Linked DNA regions of Homo sapiens: region 2 is linked to region 1. The links are chromatin loops, found by intact Hi-C in ENCODE. Cell type or tissue: ovary. All regions are shown on one strand. Links, peaks and the distances in the headings refer to the core of each region. The heading gives the core; the rest is flanking DNA. Region 1 holds the start of LOC124902574 (small nucleolar RNA U13). Region 2 has its middle 20 kb from the start of CDH23.

Evidence for each region. Hi-C counts contacts between places; a loop is a spot of excess contacts. Peaks named below come from ENCODE experiments on the same cell type or tissue, not always from the same donor. Only the 100,000 strongest peaks of a DNase experiment are listed, where the experiment ranks them.
Region 2: a loop joins it to region 1, with 3 times the contacts of the local background. A loop is called at or near these places in 73 of 110 quality-filtered maps.

What each region holds. Positions count from the first base shown.
Region 1 is chr10:71,323,487-71,332,507 of GRCh38, reverse strand. The region is part of intron 2 of SLC29A3 (solute carrier family 29 member 3); the gene reads right to left. It overlaps LOC124902574 (small nucleolar RNA U13), which reads right to left and starts at 7,180; the gene lies at 7,077-7,180. RefSeq lists enhancers at 3,831-4,406, 4,407-4,982, 5,363-5,862. In ovary, for the core only: no CTCF peak of the experiment used is centred there; no DNase peak of the experiment used is centred there.
Region 2 is chr10:71,372,896-71,381,916 of GRCh38, reverse strand. It overlaps a transcript of SLC29A3 not described here. Among named protein-coding and RNA genes, the nearest start is that of CDH23, 20 kb to the left of the region's middle. RefSeq lists a silencer at 4,325-4,394 and enhancers at 4,525-4,674, 4,730-5,290, 8,534-8,583. In ovary, for the core only: a CTCF peak has its summit at 4,401; a DNase peak (open chromatin) is centred at 4,406; H3K4me3 peaks cover 802 bases; H3K27ac peaks cover 2,860 bases.

The sequences.
Region 1 (9,021 bases), core at 942-8,941:
GAGGGGTGTTGTGCCCTTCTCCACTCTTGGGAATTCTGCTCTTAAACATTGGATTGCTGGTAGGGTGCAGTGGTTCACGCCTGTAATCCCAGCACTTTGAGAGGCCAAGGTGGGCGGATCACTTGAGGTCAGGAGTTCAAGACCAACCTGGCCAACATGGTGAAACCCCATCTCTACCAAAAATACAAAAATTAGCCAGGTGTGGTGGCGGGCGCCTGTAATCCCAGCTACTCAGGAGGCTGAGGCAGCAGAATCACTTGAACCCGGGAGGCAGAGTGAACCCAGGAGCCAAGATCGCACTACTGCACTCCAACCTCGGCGATACAATAAGAATGTGTCTCAAAAAAAAAAAAAAGAAAAAAAAGAAAAAGAAAAGAGAAGAAAAAAGAAAAAAAGAATAAAAGAGGATTGCAAAGGGAGTCTAAACATTGTTTCCATTTGGAGAGAGATCTGAGTAGCACTAAAACGGTTCTGCAGGAACACCACCTGGCACAAAGGAGAGACTCCTAGATACCTGCTCCCCTGGCCAGCTGGCAACAGGACCACCTGGCAACAGTGCCCAGGCCTCACCCAGGGAGATAAAGCCATCAGGGAAGGGTCTAGGAATCCGGGTATTTGGCAAGTGTCCCAGGAAATCTGATACTGATTCAGGTACCCTGGGCTGCCACCCCCCTTCTTATTAGCTATGTGGCACCAACGAGTTACTTACTGTCTCTACTTTCCTCCTCTGTGGAATGAGGACATGACGCATCCTCATAGATGGCTACAAAGTTAGGGGAAACAGGCAGAGCAGGGTTTTTCAAACTACAGGTTGCACAGCTCATTAAAGAATATGAAATTCATTTGATGGGTCACGACCAGAATTTTATTTTATTCTATTTAATCCTTTGTTGCCTTCTTTCTTACTAAAGGTGAGTGAGCTGTCTGCATCTTTTTCTGGAACCCTTCTCTGTGCACCTGAGCCCTCTGGCCTGCTCATGGACCTCGCTGAGCTATGCTCCCTCTTCTTCATCATGCGTTTTTCCTTCTCTGCTGGATCATTTGCTTCCACACACAAACTGCCTGCTATGTCTCTCGTATTAAAAATAAAAGAACAGAAAATTCTCCCCCTTCTGAATCACAGTTCCCTGCAGCTTGTGCCTCATTGTCCTGCTCCCATTTAAAGCAAAATTCCTTGAGTTTGCTGTCTCCTCTGTCTCTCCCCCCATCCTCCACGATGCTGCTCCCCAAGGTCACCATGAACCTGCACAAGGTCAAACTCAAGGACAAACTTTCCATCCTCATCCTGCATGGCTTACAACCAGCACTGCCACTGTTGCATCACTTGCTCCTCCTTGAAACTGCAGTCAGAGTGGAGTTTTCTTTTTTTAAGTACAGACGCAGCTTCATGAAACTGTTGTTTGCATTATAGACACAAATATCTTGCCAGGTGAGACAGCCATCATGCTCCAAAAAATTTCGAAAATGCTGATATAAAGCACTGGGGTTAAGATCACGGATACCTGGGTTGACAGGGCCCAGGTCTGAGTCCCAGTCATCACTTACTTTGTACCTGGGAGCAAATGACTTAAACTTTTCAACCTTGGTTTCCTTCTCTGTATAATGGGTATAATAAACCTATGTCTTTGGGCTGTAAAAAAAAAACAAACAAAAGATCATGAAAAAAAAAGCTTCTAGTACACAGTAGATTGCTTAATAAATATTGCTGAGTTAATGAATGAATCTGTGCCCTTAGCAGTGCCTGGCACATGGTAAGAGCTTAGTAAAGGCAGCGAATGTTGGGATTTAGTGAAGTCCTCATGCAGGAGCCACCATCTATAAGGCACACCATAACTGTCAGGACTTTCCACCCTACCTGTGTCTGCAGCGTTATGTAAATGCTGCCAGGTGGGTCTGTGGGCAAAAGGCCCAAGGGCGACAGAGCATGCCTCCAACCCACACAGTGGGTAAGGGCACTGCTAGACTAGAGTCCCTCTGTTGCCAAATCTGGGTTCCTCCCAGCTACCTTGTGGTCCTATGAGACAGGACCAATCCACCTTTCACCTAGCTGTGGAGCCTTTACCAAATAGATATCCTGTGACTTTTAAACCTCTGGGAACAGGGAGCCTCCACTCCCTGACACAGCACAGAGAGGTTACCCAGCTGGGTCAGGGCCTCAGGACTGCCTCTCTTCTGCTCTCCCAGTTTCACTTGCTCTTGCTTTGTGCCACCCCAGGTGTAGGATGCCCATGTTGAGCCCAGTTGGCCCTATCACTCCTTTTCCAGGAGCCTGGGAAATTGGAAGGAAGAGGAGGGTGGCTGTGGAGCCCCCATCTCCTAACTATATCCCTTGGCCCCCTGGCCCAGCAAAGGGGAGCATTACCAAGAGAAAGGGCAAAGGCTCTTCCAGGGGCCACCACTGGCTGGCGTGGAACTGTGGGCTTGCGGGTGGAGCTCAAGCCCAGAGCATTTCCGTTAGACAAGCACCGAACCCTCCAACCACCTACATTTGTAGGGAGTCCCATGAGGAACCCCACACTCGAGGTAGACTAGGCCAACTCCTTAGACTTCCCACAGGATGTGGCCCTAATTCTCCAAGGGGGAAACTGTCCCCTTCACTGCCAGGTTTGACAACTCGACTTGCATGGCAGGAAGTTCTCCCAGAAGGCTCACCTAAGTCTCTCATGATGTAGCCTTTGCCTGTTTAATGGGTTAATGGGTACTCTAGTGGAGGCAGAGGACAGCTGCTTTTTCTCCCTATGTGGTAACATTTTACTTGAATCATAGTCCTTTTTGTTTTGAGACTGGTGTTTCACTATGTTGCCAAGTCTGAACTCGAACTCCTGGGCTCAAGCTCACTGTTCTGTTCTCCCACCTCAGCCTCCTGAGTAGCTGGAACTACAGGCACACGCGACCACACCTGGCTTGGATCACGGTTCTTATCTGGCTACACATTAGCCTTATCTAGAGAACTTAAAATGCTTGTGCCCAGGCCCCTCAGAATGAATTAGAATTGGGTGAGTGGAACACGTGGGATGTGGGGTATTTTCTTTTCTTTTTTTTTTTTTTTTGAGACAGAGTCTTGCTCTGTTGCCCAGGCTGGAGTGCAGTGCCACGATCATGGCTCACTGCAGCCTCTGCCTCCCAGGTTCCAACGAATCTCCTGCCTCAGCCTCCTGGGTAGCTGGGATTACAGGCACACGCAGGTGGGGTATTTTCTAAAAGCTTCCCAGGTGATCCCGATGTGCAGCCAGGGCTGAGCGTGCCAAGGTAGACAGATAGCTTGGAGAACACGCTGGTTATAAGCATGGGCTCTGCAGTTCTATCACTTGCTAGCAAATAACCTTGGGTCAGTGGCCTAAAATCTGTGAGCCTTGGTTTCATTTGGCAACTGGAATGGCAGCACCTAGCTCACCAGGATGTCATGTGGAAAAAGAAGATGGCAGGTCAAGCGGGAGGTGGGTACAGGCTGCATGGCAGGGACTTGGTAACCTCTGATAACCTGTCCTCCAGTATCCTCTTCTCCACACAAGCTCATCCTGCTTCCTTTGAACACTTCCTCCTTGGATTGGGAGGTCAGCCCTTCAAGGGCAGATCCCAAGTATGCTATCTTGCTTCTTTGCAGGGCTGAGAGACTGGACCAGAACTAAGGAACTGGAAATAAGGGGAGGGGATGCCCTAGGTCCCCCACTTGCTGAACCAGGACAACCTGGCTACCTTCCCTATGGCAGGAACCCCACTTCATGTCTATGCCAACACACCTGAAAGATCAAAACTCCTTTACTGGTAGCCACTGTGACTCCCAGATCTTCTTCTGCTCCCTTGCAGAGCCATGGCATCACTATCATGGATTGGGTTGTGGAGCTTTCCTTCTCAGACTTACAATAACTAATGTGACAAATATTTATGTGCTATTATGTGTTGGGTGTCATGCCAGGTGTACCAGGGGCATAGGATGTAGAGTAAGAGAGTTTTATTCACCAGCGGGGGAGGCCTCCTCATCTGTCATGGTGGATGATAACAGTTCCTGACCTACGGGTGCTGCAGCGCTGCATGAGATAATGCAGGCAAAGTGCTGAGAGCAGGAGCTCCCACCCAGCCAGCGCTCGGTCTCCATGAGCTGTAGGGCAGGAACGTGATGGGGAAGTATGATGCAGCTCTGAAGACCCAGGCATGGAGCCCCTAACTCAGAGAGGTGGCTTCAGGGGACGTGCCCAGGGATGAGCTGCTTCTGTCTCCTGCCTCACCCCTGGGACTGAGTGTTGGGGTACCTCCTGGTCAGATGGGGGGATGGACAGGGGCATCAGTAGAGTGCCTAGCCCGGGTCCCAGCCCTGCTGACACTAAGTCGGGCTGTAGGTCCCACTCATGACCTGGCCGCATCCTGCAGTCCCTCAGAGAGGAGTCCCTGGGCAGACCGAGGTACACAGGAAGGAAGGTGTAGAGAGCGGCTGTGGGGGCCTTGCAGCAAGGAATGGCCAGGAGAAGGTGCAGACACTCTTCTCTCCGGGGTAGGAAGTAGGGCTTGTCCAGCTCACTGTTTTGTTCTTGGCCAAGGGCAGCCAATACAGGCCTGCAGGAGAGCCTGGGGGAGGGCAAGGAGGCCCCACAGGGCAGGGGATGGCTTACAACCCCAGAGCCGGGGAGGACCTCCAGCTAAACAGGTCAGGTAGGGAAGGGACAAGGGACGCTGGGTCCAGGACCCAGGTGTAGAACCCAGGCACCTGGGGTTTCAGGCTGGAAAAGGAGGCCAGACCAGGGGCAGGCTCTCCAAAGGAAGGAAGATGGTGTTTGGTGGAGTCAAAGTGTGGGGGTGGGGGGTGGGGAATCTCCAGGATAGTACCCTACATACCACTCTCTGAGTATGAATGAGTCTGTAATCATCTGTCCACCTCAATGCCCCGTGAAATTCCCTATAGCCCTTCCTAGCTGTGTAATCTCAGGCAGGTTACCTAGCCTCTCTGAGCCTCTGGCTTTTTGTCTTAAGAAAATGGTTACTAAGATCTGCATTGCAGGGCTGAGAAACAACACATGCAATACCCCTGCCAGGATGGTGGGCCCAGAGTCGGGCTCAGGCAATGGCGGCTGTTGCAGGCCCCTGTGCCATCTTCTCTTATCAATTCTTCCTCATTTATGCTCTAAATTTTGTTTTGCCCTGGGCCAATACACCTGTGATATATTTATTGGAGGTTCTTATTCCAGAGAATAGAGACAGGAGGGCAGAGTGAGCAGGATACTTTCTAAGCCATCCCCACATTTGTCCAGGCAGAAGGAAATGAGCCCGCTGACCTTGAAAGTGACATAATTTGGGGGAGAGGGTGTCTGGGTAAACCTTCCTCCTGGGTCAAGCTCCCCATCAAATGGCATCCATCCCCAGAAAATGTTCAAAGGAAAGTACAGGAAAGAATAAACATCTAGACCCACAGCTAATTGAGTTGCAGGTGGTGGCTAGAGACAGGCCAATTTGACTCTCCCCCTCCTTCCCCTAAAGTGGCCCTCAGGTGACAGGGCAGACGGGCAGCCTCTCACAGGGAAATCAGGAAGAGAGGAGGAAAGAGCTGGGGAGGTGGGTGGCTGGGATGAGGAATGAGGCAAAGAGAAATGGCCCGCAAAATGCAGAAATGCCTCAGCATGCTCGCTTCCCAATCCCGGCCCATGAATCGAGGGGTGACAGGTCTCTCATCTCCGATGCCAAGAGCCAGGAGCTCCGGGCAGCTGAAGGTACTACATCTGCACCTGCCAGCAGTTGGAGAGAGGCCATAAAGCATCGTAGCAGGGCTCAGAATGCCAAGTGCCTGCAGCTGGGAAGGGATCGCCTTGCGGTGAAAGCAGTACACGAGGCGAGGGCTGCTCCCAGAGCCAGGCCTGGACACCCCTCCCTCCAGAGGCTGCTTGATCCCGGGGACCTGGCAGTGGACAGAGGAGGGGCAGGGCAGGTGCACACGCAATCTAGCTCTGTGCCGGCCGAGACAGGCAGGGACCTTCTGGAGGAAGCCCAGTAGGCCAGGTGATTTACCACGGCTGGCAGAAAGCTGGGACGTTGGAGTCACTGGTAAATAAAAGCGGATTGTAAAGCACCCCGGCTAAGCCTGCGCCTGTGGAAATGCACCAGGGCTGCAGGCAGCTTAGAAGTATGGGCCCATCCCTCAAATGATCATCACAATAATAGTGTTTATAAAGCACTTCAGATAGGGGTGCCAGGCCCTGTCCTAAGTGCTTTTTAATACATATTAATTTACTTAATCCTCACAACAGCCCTAAGAAGTTGGTGGTGGTATTATAATATCTTCCTTTAACATACCAGAAAGATGGCCGGGTGTGGTGGCTCATGCCTGTAACCCCAGCACTTTGGGAGGCTGAGGCGGGCGGATCTCTTGAGCCCAGGAGTTTGAGACCAGCCTGGGCAACATAGTGAGACCCTGTCTCTACCAAAAATACAAAAAAACTGGTCAGGCATGGTGGTGTGTGCCTGTAGTCTCAGCTACTCAGGAGGCTGAGGCAAGAGCATCACTTGAGCCCAGGGAGGTTGAGGCTGCAGTGAGCCTTGACTGCACCACTGCACTCCAGCCTGGGTGACAGTGCAAGACCCTGTCTCAAAAAAAAAAAAAAAAAAAGTACTAATATAGTCCAGAAATATGAGGCAGCATGGAGAGTTCACACAGCCAAGCCCTGTCCAGTGCACCACAAACTCTACTGTGCCCTTCAGTCACCCGAGGGGCTTGGTAGCTCGAAGGCCCTGTCTCAATTGGCCTCGAGTGGGTGGGAGACTGCATCACTAACAAGCTCCCAGGTGAGGCTGCTGGTCCAAGGACACACCTTGAGTTGAGGGGCTGTAAACTACTCTGCGGCGTTCCTGTGGCACTTCCTCAGCTGTAGAAATGGTTTATATCCCATTGCTCTGGCCCTGGGAGGCATCTGTGAATTCCTCAGTTAACAGAAAAGGCCCTCACAGGTGTCAGATCATGGGGGGAGTTGAGGGGTGGAGTACAGGAGTGTGGAAGTGTGAAGTTGTAAACATATCAATGTTCACACCCCAGCTCAGGCTAATCCAGTCAGAATCCCTGGGGCGTGGCCCGCATTGGTATTTTTATTCCTTTTCATCGGACGGGTAATGTGCCGATGACATAACAAGGTTTGAGGGAGGCCCATCTCACACATGTGCGTGGAAACCCAGTCATCACACTCATGAACTACAAAAGGACTCTGGACTGGTATTTTTTAAGAAGCTGCCTGGGTGACCCACATGTGTAGCTGCAGTGAGTCCTTGAGATGGACAACAGGGATGCCTCCCTCACTATGGCAGATTCATGCCTATAAAACTGAGGACAGCTCCTCAGGGCGAGGCCAAGGATTTCCTTCTGGGAAGCAGTGATGAGCCACCTCCTGGGCCACTGGAAGGTGCGGCTGGGGTGCTAGCATACCCCCTTCTTGTTTCTGATGCTCCCCTGGAGAAGAAGGGCACAGCTGGGCAGCTGGCAACATCTCATCTCGGCATTTGTCGGAGAAGCCCTTGCCTCCCCGTGCTCTCAAGTGAGATCAGACACCAGCCTGGGGCAGCCGTGGAAACGGAGGCTCCTGACCAAGACTCTCATTGACCTAACTTTCGTCAGGCTCCTCTGAGCCCCATCCTCGACCTTGGCCCGACCCCCCAGTCCTGACTTCTGCCTGCCCAACTCAGTCTTAGCCAAGAATCCTTCAAAGTCAGATTAGCCAGCATCCCCCCACCTTTGAGATCTGATCAAGTTCCTCATTCCCCACCTCTGATGTATAGCTGTCCCTCCATATACTCAGGGCATTGGTCCAGGACTCCCACCTATACCCAAATCCACACATACTCAGGTCCCTAGCCAGCCTTGTGGAACCCAGCTCTCCCTGTAATCAGGTTTTGAACTCCACTAATAGTACATTTTCCATCAGCATTTGTTTGAAAAACTTCACATATAAATGAACCCCTGCAATTCAAACCCATATTGTTTAACAGTAGACTGTGTAAGTCCTAGACCTGCTTTCAACAAGAATTCTGTTGGGCCAGTTGAGCCAGAATATTCCCTTATCTCACATCTGATCAAGCGCCTCACCCCACTCAGTATACCCAAGGGATTGGTTCCAGGATCCCCCCATATACCAAAACCCAAGCATACTCAGTCGGTCTTACAGAACCAGGAATAGGAAATGTCGGCCCTCTGTATATGCAGGTTTCACAACTCACAAATACTGTATTTTCCATGTTTGGCTGAAACAAAAATCTGCATCTAAAGTGAACCCTTGTTGTTCAAGGGTTGACTGTGTAAGTCCTGGGCCTGCTTTCAGCAAGCAGAGGCCTCGCCTTGACGTCTCCTCTTAGAAATGTTCCATCCTCCAGCCCTCATGCTGCTCCTTGGCTATAAATCCCCATCTCCTCTTCAGAGTTGAGCTCCATTTATCTCCCCTACTACAATAGTCTTAAATAAAGCTTTCCTTACTGTTTTAACGAGTGTCAGTATAATTTTTTTCCTTAATCCTCTTCCCCTACTGCCCCCACCTCTCTGGAAAAGCCACCCAGCAAAGTGAGCAGCCCTGTCAACTAAACAAAATTGACTCCTCACCTGGACATTCAAGGCCCCAGGCAATGATCTCAAGACCTCTTGCTCTTACTTGTGCCCCAAACACAGCTTCACAGTTTGTCATACACACCTGAACTTTCCTCCCATTCTGCCGTTGCCCAGCCTTTTTCTTCTACCTGGATCGTTTCCTCCCCTTTCTTGAAACCCACCAACTCCCAAGTCACAGCAATCTCTCCCATGGTGATCAGACTAATTATCCCTTCGGATTCATTTTCCTTGTCTTCCATAACAGAACCTCCCATTTTAGCAGGCACATGGTTCTGAGATAAAGCTACATTGAAAGACTACATTTCCCAGCCTGCTCTGCAAGCTGATGTGGTCACATGCCTAAGTTTTGACCAATGCAATGTAAGAAGAGCAATGTATGTTACTTCCAGGAAGTGTTCGTACAGGCAACAGGCATTTCCTCCTTCTCCTCTTGCTTTTTCCTACTGATGTAA
Region 2 (9,021 bases), core at 236-8,235, 50 kb before region 1:
ATTACAGTAATCAGCTAATGGCTGAGCAGTGCTCTGAAGATGAAAAGCCCTTATTGAAAGTGCTAAGCATGATGATTAAGTTGGAAGGTGGAATTAGCTGCACAGTGGGAGCAGGCTGCAGCCAACAGGAGAGGATTAGCGACTACTTGCCTGATTCTGTGGAAGGCAGGTTAGGAGCGAAAAAAACTGAGAAAGGTTTTCAGCTCCATGGTGGTGCTCACATCCAAGAGGATGAGACAGTCTGTGGACCTGCAAGGCAGTGATCACACCCCAGTGTTGAAGGGATCAGACAGCATCCATGGAAAGCAAAGTGGGCTCCCAGCTCCCTTTGCCTTTTCTCCATCCATCCATCCTTCCATCCATTCATCCACCCATCCATCCATCCATCCAACAATTACTCACCAAGGACCTAGTAGGCCTCACGCAAGCTCTCATGAGGCTCCCAACCCAGTGGAGGGAGATACACATTTAACAATAATCACATACCAAAGAATTATTGTTCATTTTTTAGATTTAATAACAGGAGCTTTGCTCTTTTGATTTTATTTTTTAAGACTTAACTTTTTTAGAGTAGTTTTAAGTTCACAGGAAAATTGAGAAGATGGTACAGAGACTGCCCCCACGTTGTGCACAGCCTGCCACAGTATCAACATCCCCCAGCAGAGCAGAGCATTTGATACAGTAGTGAGCCTGCACTGACACACCATCATCACCCCAAGTCCATAGCTCACATTAGGGTTCACTCTTGGTGTTGTACATTCTGTGGGTTTGGATAAATGTATAATGACATGTATTTGTGGTTATGTTTTATACAAGAGCCCTTATTTTTAGCAATACCTACCAAAACATTTACAAATGTGTTGCCTCAAATTAATACTAGGAGGCAGGAGTGAGTAGGGGTAGAGATAAAACAAGATTGACCTCGAGTTGATCATTGTTGAAGCTGGGTGATAGGTATATGGAGTCTGTGATACTGTTCTGTTTTGGGTTTTTCTGGTAAATGTTGGAAACTTTTCATAATAAAGTTTTGTTTAAAAAAACAAATATTGATAAATAATTAGCACTTATAATAAGTGCCACAAAGGAAGAATGAATGGCGTGATGAGAGATTATTGTAGAGGGACCCACTTTAGACTTGGGGGTGGGAGTAGGGGGTCGGTTTGGGACAGGGTGAAGCATTGGGGCATCCTTAAGCCTCGTGATTGCCAAAGTAACCCTTTCTGTCTCCTTCCTCCCAGAAGGGCAGGCTGGCAGTGTCCTGGGGAGAGACCCCTACCTTTTGAGCATCACTAGCAACCTACTGGGAGACCAGGATCCTGGAGAAGTCAAGATCAGCCCCAAAGTCCCTCATCAATTGTGATGGAGGGAACAGAGGGAAGTCCCAATTGCAACCTGCACCCATCGCTGTGCATGCCCATGTTGTGTGTGTACATTATTTACCTACTATGAGCACGGCCTCATTAGAACAACCTCAGGGGAGGGGAGCAGGACTCCCCACTTTACAGATGAGAAAAATAAGGCTCTGAGAGGTAAAAAAGGACTCGCTCAAAGTCAGCAGCAGAGCCAAATACCAAGGTTTATCATCTTGTTAGTGTCTCCCCAACCGCCCCCCGACCTGTTAACACAGCCATCATTCCTACATCGCAGGGAGAAAAATTGTTAACAAGACGGCTGGAACCTCAAGCCACAGGAGCTGTGGGCCCAGAGAAGGCAGGGCCATTCCTCTTAAGTGTAAAAGCCGTGGGGTGAGGGCATGCGGGAAGGGAGTGAGAGCTATAGTTTGCTGGAAATCTGAAGAACCAAATGACCTTGGGCCTCCAAACATGAGACAAAACAGAGTTCAGGGGTAAGCGCTCCTCCCCATCCCTTCTAGTGTCCCTCGGATGCAGATCTGGCTCAATTTCCAGGTATCTGTGAAAGGAAGGGTTCCAGCTCCAGGTTAAGGGGCACATGCTTGGTCACATGCTGTGGGCTGGAGGGTATAGGGATGGACCTTGAGGGAGTATGGGGTAAAGGACCTTAGGCACTGGGAGCCAGGGAGCTCTCAGGCCAGTGTGCCCCACTATTTCAGGCCAGCAGTGTCCACAAAGTGCACTCGGGATTTTTCCAAAGTGTCCAGCCTATAGCACTCCTCACAACAAAACTGGATCCCTGTATCAAAAGACAAAATGATAAGAAATTTAGCTTAAAGATCTCAAATGGCTTTATTGCAATTATAGAATCTGGCAACACTTCATTCCATAAAATAGAATAAGTGTTCTGATAAGCTGAGCAGAGGGAGTTGGTTTTATAGACAGAGAGGGCTGAAGGAAACAGAAGAGAAGAACAAAGAGCCTATTAGTTGCTTCAGAGCCACTTCCCTCACGAGGTGGGGACAGGGAGACAGAATGATAGAAAAACAACTGATTCATTAGCATCAGGTTACTCAACGCTACTTCTTTCATATAAGGAATAAAGCAGAGGGGATTCACTCTTGTGACCATTGAGATTTGAACTGGCCTGTTTGGGACATTGGCTGTTACCTCTTTTCAGGTAACTACTTAGTTTGGGTTTAGTGCCATGGAACTTTAGCATGGGTGACTCCCTTTGGATTTTTAGCCTGGTCTGCTGGGGCCTAATTCAGAAACTTAGTCCAAAACAATGGCCTCCTACAATTTTCATTTAACGCTTGCCTGCTCTGAGAAGAGGAGGAATGACAAGAGAGCAAAACATGGGCTGGCCCTCTGCCCTCACTGGTAAGGAGCTCACCTTTTGGACTCAGACCTGGATTCAAATTCTTGGGCAAGCCACTTAAATCCTCCAAACCCTAGTTTCCCCGTTGGGGGGCAACATCTCCCTCTCAACTGAGGCATTGTGAGGGTGAAGCAGACAATGAGAGCAAAGCATTTGGCAGAGCATTTGGTCCTCCCTGAAGCCAGCCATCGTCCTCCTCCTCACTGGGCAATGACACCTCCCCTAGTTGTTCTCATCTAAGGTGGTGTTTCTCTAGAAGCTGATCCCAGACAAGGATTAAAGTGCAAGTCGTTTATTAGAAGTGAATTCAGGAAGCTCCAGCTGAAGAATGAGGAAGTGAGACAAGAAAGGGAAGGAGACCAAAAAAAGATGTGTTATCAAGCAGGTTACCATTGTAGACAACGGGAGCTCAAGCCCATAAGGGAGCTCTGGGGAACAGCCTAGCAGAACAGTCGTTCTCAAACTTCAGCACAGACTCACTAGGAGGGCTTGTTAAAACACCAATGACTGGGCCCCAGCCCCTACAATTTTAGATTCAGTAGGTACAGGGTAGTAGTAGGCTAAGAATTTGCATTTCTAACTAGTTCTCAAGTGGTACAGTTTGCTGCTGGTTTGGGACTACACCCTAAGAACCACAAAGTGTCTCAGCATGATCTCACTTGAGGGATGAGGAAGCTAGGGAATTTATCCACCAACTCCCTGTTCATCAGTATTTGGGAGCTGCTTCTGAGGGCATTCACCCTCTGGCACTCAAGTTGACTCAGGCTAAAATCGCTCCTATGGCCAGAAAAGCCCTATTAAGCCTGTTGCTAGGGTCTCAGGTCCTTTGGCTGGGAGACAGGGTGGGAGGAGAACCGCAGAGAAGCTTGCAAGGTAGTTTGACATCTGACTGAAGGATTTCAAGGGAAGCTAAGGGTCAAAGACGGCTTCGTTGAGTCCCTAGCTATGCATTCATATGGTCGTATATTTTTGTAAAATTAGCAAAAATATTTTGTTATGATTTCTTTTTACATTCTAAGTTCATTTTTGTACCTAACTTTATATTTGTAATTTTTTATTCTTTTTTCCAAAAGAGGACCCCCCCCCCCAACATTGTCTAAGCTTCAGACCCCATAAAACCTGGATTGGCCCTGCATGGCCTAGTAGGAACACAGATTTAGGTTTGCTGAACTGAAATGAGTGTCCACGGTTTGACTCATTAAGAACTCAAGCCACCTGAGTTCATGCCCACCCAAGTTCAAATTCCAGCTCTGACACTCCCTAGTTTGAGGTAGTTTGGCCAAGATGCTTAATCTGTCTAAACTCCTATTTTCTCATTTACAACTTGGGACAGCAAAATCAGATGATCAAATTAAGTAATCCTTGCAAAGAGCCAGGCCGACAGTAAGTGCTCAACAAATATGAGTATCTTTTTTATCATTATTTGTTCCCCTGGTTTATTTCTGTTTCTTATCATTTGCCTTGACGATCTTCCTCCAAGACCAGGTAGGAATGAGTGATCTGGGGACAAAACAAAAAGCCGCTTCCAAAATTGGCAGGTCGCCTCTCTCTAGGGCTTTCTTGCCAGTTCTTCCAGCCCTACTGGCTCCGCTCCCTCTACTGGGCGTCCACCTCGTTGCCGGGTAACTACCGACGGCCCCCGCGCGGGCATTGGCTGTGCGGCCCGGCTCCCGGCCTGCCCCGCGGCTCCCGGAAGCCCTCGCGGCCATCTATTTCGTGGCCGGTGGCTGTTTGCCTGCCAGAGGCCAGCGGGGGCGGTCCAGTCCCTGGCTCTAGGAGCTGTTTCTGGCCGAGCTGAGCGCGGCGGGCTCGGCATAGCCATGAGTTGCTGAACTGGGTGGTTTTGCGGACCTGACGATTCGCCATACCCCGCTTGGTGTGTCACTGCCGTGGGCGTCTCCAGGTAGCCTCAGCCCAGGGGATACCTGGAGCGGCAGCTTAGAGCATCTTCCGGGAGCATCCGCCGGCGGCCTGGGCACCTCCCCATCAGCCCCTGCCGTGCCACCCCAGCCTGGGCCTTGAGGCCCGGAGATCTGAGCACTTCGGGACCTATCCCTCAGCCTAACCATCTTGGTTCAGCTCTGTGACACTGGGCCAAGTGACCTTGAGAAAAGACAGGGCCGGGCGCGGTGGCTCACGCCTGTAATCCCAGCACTTTGGGAGGGTGAGGTCTTGAGGTCAGGAGTTCGAGACCAGCCTGGGCAACATGGTGAAACCTCGCCTCTACTAAAAATATAAAAATTAGCCGGGCGTGGTGGCAGGTGCCTGTAATCCCAGCTACTCGGGAGGCTGAGGCAGAGGCAGAGGCAGGAGAATCTCCTGAATCCAGGAGGTGGAGTTTGCAATAAGCTGAGATCACACCACTGCATTCCAGTCTGGGCAACGAAGGGAGACTCCATCTCAAAACAAAACAAAACAAAAAAACACAGAAACAAAAACCCACTTCTAATTGCTGCTACTCAGCATATACATTCAGGGAAACTTGAATCTATGCTCCTGGGTGGCCATCCTCAAGCTTTGGGCTTGAATAAACTCTATAGCTAGTCATATTTTCTATATCTTATTATTTAAGGTTGACAAACTTCAGAAGCTTCTTTGCCCTTCTGGTACTGATAATACCAACAGTGAATAATAAGTGACATTGTTATTGGTTGCTTACTTCCTACCCCTGATAAATGGTCTAATGTTGAAATCTAAGAGGTATAATAGTTATTACATGCATTTAGTAGAATGGGTATAATGAATGAGGAAATAGGCTCAGGGAAGAATTTGATTTGCTCTGACACAGCTCTACAGGGCCAGATTTCCAACCCAGGCTAGTCAAGTCCAGAGCCTGCAATTTTCACTTCAAGTCTTCCTGTGAGGATTGACAAGAGGATGTTCAGTCTTAGCCAGGTGCCTGGCAGCTACTGAGGGCCCAGTGGAGGTTAGTGGGCAAATCATCATAGTAGTTTCAATAAGCAATAGTTCTATCAGTATCAAAGAGTGGCTGTGGTCAGAGCTTTGTAAGAGACACATTGCCGTGTTTACTTAGGACAGGAACAATCTGGAGTTTGTTTCCACCACTCCCTGGAGTTTCAAGTCCTTAAAAATGTTCAAGCTGGTTTGGCTTTGTGTCTTCTATTTCCTGTTTACACTTTGCCCCACCTCTATTTTTGCCCCTTCTTCCCCCTCTTCTAGTTATACCTAACACCACTGCTGACGCTCTTCGCTTCTGAAAAATGGCCAGCTTTCTGCCCTCAATTTAAAGGGATCAATCAGTGGCCCCAGAAGTTCTTATTTTTCTTGGCTAAAATGAAAATGGTGAAAACACCAACCACAAAAGGCAGACTCTTGTTAATGGGGGTCCTAAATGTGAAAGGGAGAACTTACCTGGCCCATGAGTATCTGTTTGGCTTTCAGGGGAGACAGCCGTCTGTGTTCTTCCTAAATGTCAGCTTATACCACTCTGGGGTTTGGGGATTCCTGCCTGATTCTCCATTTCCTTGCCTATGAAATGAATAATATTAGTCACGTCCGAGTACCACCTGCATTTTTTTTAAAGTGCTTCTTAAATTGATTTTTTTAGTTGATTTACTTATATTTACTTTTAAAATCTGTATGTCATTACTTTAATGGAAAACCACTATCACCTGGCGTAAATAGAAAGTAAGAAACCACATAAAGAGATGAAAATTAAAATATTGTTTTCAATTCTAGTGGGCAAAACCTTGATCTCTTTGTTAAAAAGGGAAACTGTTGAGTTTTAGTGAGGTGTTGAAGAATGCAAGCACTAAACTGCAAGTTTCTCCTGTGGGTAATCAGGATTGAACGTACTGAAAAGGGGAGAACTTGGACGTGCTGCAGTTCTGTGTTTAATACTCTGCTTGGTAGCACCTAAAGTCACACAGCACAGTACCAGCACTTCACTCTTTCCACATGTGGAGAAACGGTGGCCGCAGTAGTCCTTGGAGCCTTCAGTGCTCATGTCTAATAACAAGCATTTGCTCTGATTCTCTTAGGGTCGGTGGGGCAGGTGGGATGGGGTGCAAATGGATCTAAGAGCAGGATAATAACAAGAGCTAATATCTGATAGGGTTTTTGCAGTTCACAAAGCTCTCTCACAAGCCTGCTACTTCTGTACTCCCACCTGCGCTATTCCTCCTCTGCATTATCGCCATCTCAGGCATAGGTGAGATGAGCTGTTCAGCAGGATTTGATATGTACCAAAAGCTGTTCTACTACTGCTGCATCCTCCCAGGACCCCAAGAAGCAAGCGGGGAGCAGCTATTCTCATCTTACTTTCTGGAGCAGGAGAGGCTTGACTCACAGAGGCAAGCGACCCCATTTCTGGACCAGTCTCTGCACTGTCAAACAGTGTCTGAATAGGAAGGGGATGTTGGAAGAGGGTTTTACATGGAGCAAAACGTGGATAATGACACGCTAGCGGCAAGCCAAGGAGGTTAGGGGATCCAGGTTCTACACCAGAAGGGGCCCAACTCAAAGTGGTGAAGTCGCTGGCTGCTGCCTTTCACCAGCTGCCTTTCTCCCGCTGCCAGCTGAGGACCTGCACCCTTCCAGGATGGAGATGGGGACAGGGGCAGGCAACATTACTCTTCTTGTAGTTCTCTGCCCAAAAATCTAGGCTTCTCAGGCCTGCTTCCCACAACACACACACACACACCCCAACATGGAGCCTCTTGGCTTACCTTCGGGTTACCATGGCGGGAGCAGAATGGAGCTCTATCTTCTTACCATGAAGTTACACAGATATCATTATCTTGAAACCTCTTAAGAGGTAAAAAGGTGGCCAGCCATTGACCAGAGAGGACCCTTGGCCCCTGCCTATCATCTGTCACGCATGTCCTGAGGGGGTGGGAAATGGTTAAAGGGAGAGAGGAAAGGGAGCCCCCTAAATCTCTACCAATCCTGGCTATATATCCTAATAAGGCTCAGCTATGCATATTTAGGAAGACAGAGGAGAGGGAAATAGGAAGAGAGGTACAAATAATGAGGAAAGCAAGAGGTCTGCCTGGCTCAAAGGAAGTGAATTCAAACTTCTAGTAATGAAAATGGGCCCAGGACAATAATACAAATGGAGGCCCTATACCAGGTGTTTTCATATGTAAGTTACACATCAATGACTAAACTTAAAATATCTTCTCCCTTCTACCTTGACACATATATACCTTTATAACAACCTGGAAGGTCAGGTTGGAATCTAGAATTCTCTGACTTCTCAGAATTCTGCTCAGTCCCACATCTAGAAGGGTCTCCTGTGAACGAATGTAGATATCCCAACCTATAAGTCCCAACTCTGCACCCCTTGCAAACAGCCATTCCTTGCACCCAGGTGTGCCCTTAGCAGTCTGCCCTTGGGGCCATGGGTCTGGGAAAAGGCCTTCCCAGCCCTTCCTTATAGGTTCAAGCCCATTTAGGCAAGGGATTCAAGTGTCCCACGTACCCAGAGCATGGCAGAAGGGAAGAGGGCTGTGAGCTCCTGGTTATCATGTCCCTTTGGTCCTACAGACTCCTTGTCCCATAGGATGGGGTGCAAATGGATCTAAGGGCAGGATAATAATAAGAGCTAATATCTGATACGCTTTTTGCAGTTCACAAGGCACTCTGACAGGATCAGAATGTCGAGGCATGCAGGATTAATATCTCCATTTTACGGATGAGGATACTGAGGTTCAGAGTTCTCTGATTCCAAGCCCTGTGTCCTGACTCCCCTATTTCAAGAATCGAGGTGGCTGTTCCTTACCCAACAGGGCAGAGCCTGAGGTTCTTGAGCAGCAGAAAGCAAGGAAAGGGAAATTTCCCGACATCCTCACAACAGGCCAGGGCCAGCACACTTTGACATTTGACCTGTCCTATTCCTTTCTCCCAGAGCTTTATAAGCAGAAAGCAAGCCACAGACATCTGTCTTCTGAAAGACAAGGCCAGAGTTCTGCATTCGTAATTCACACAACATTATTAGAAAATGCAGTCAATTCAGTTTCTGTTTGAAAAAGTGTTGCTGGTTGGTAATGGCTCATTTCCCCTTTTTGAGTCTCAGCAAAGACTCAGAAAATGAAAAACAGTTAACATCACCTCAGCAGCTAATGAATTCCAGAGGACAGATAGGAGGTGTGACTACACCCTGGTAGGAGGCAGCCCCGCACCCCTCACCCACTGCTCCCCAGTTACAGGAATGCCTGCGAGGGGGTGAGATCACAGCGCCTTCCAGCCTGTCATCGCACGCATGCCTTGAGACTTGCCCCTCAGCCTCACTGTCTCGCCCCCGCCCCTGTCCCTCCTCCCTCCTCA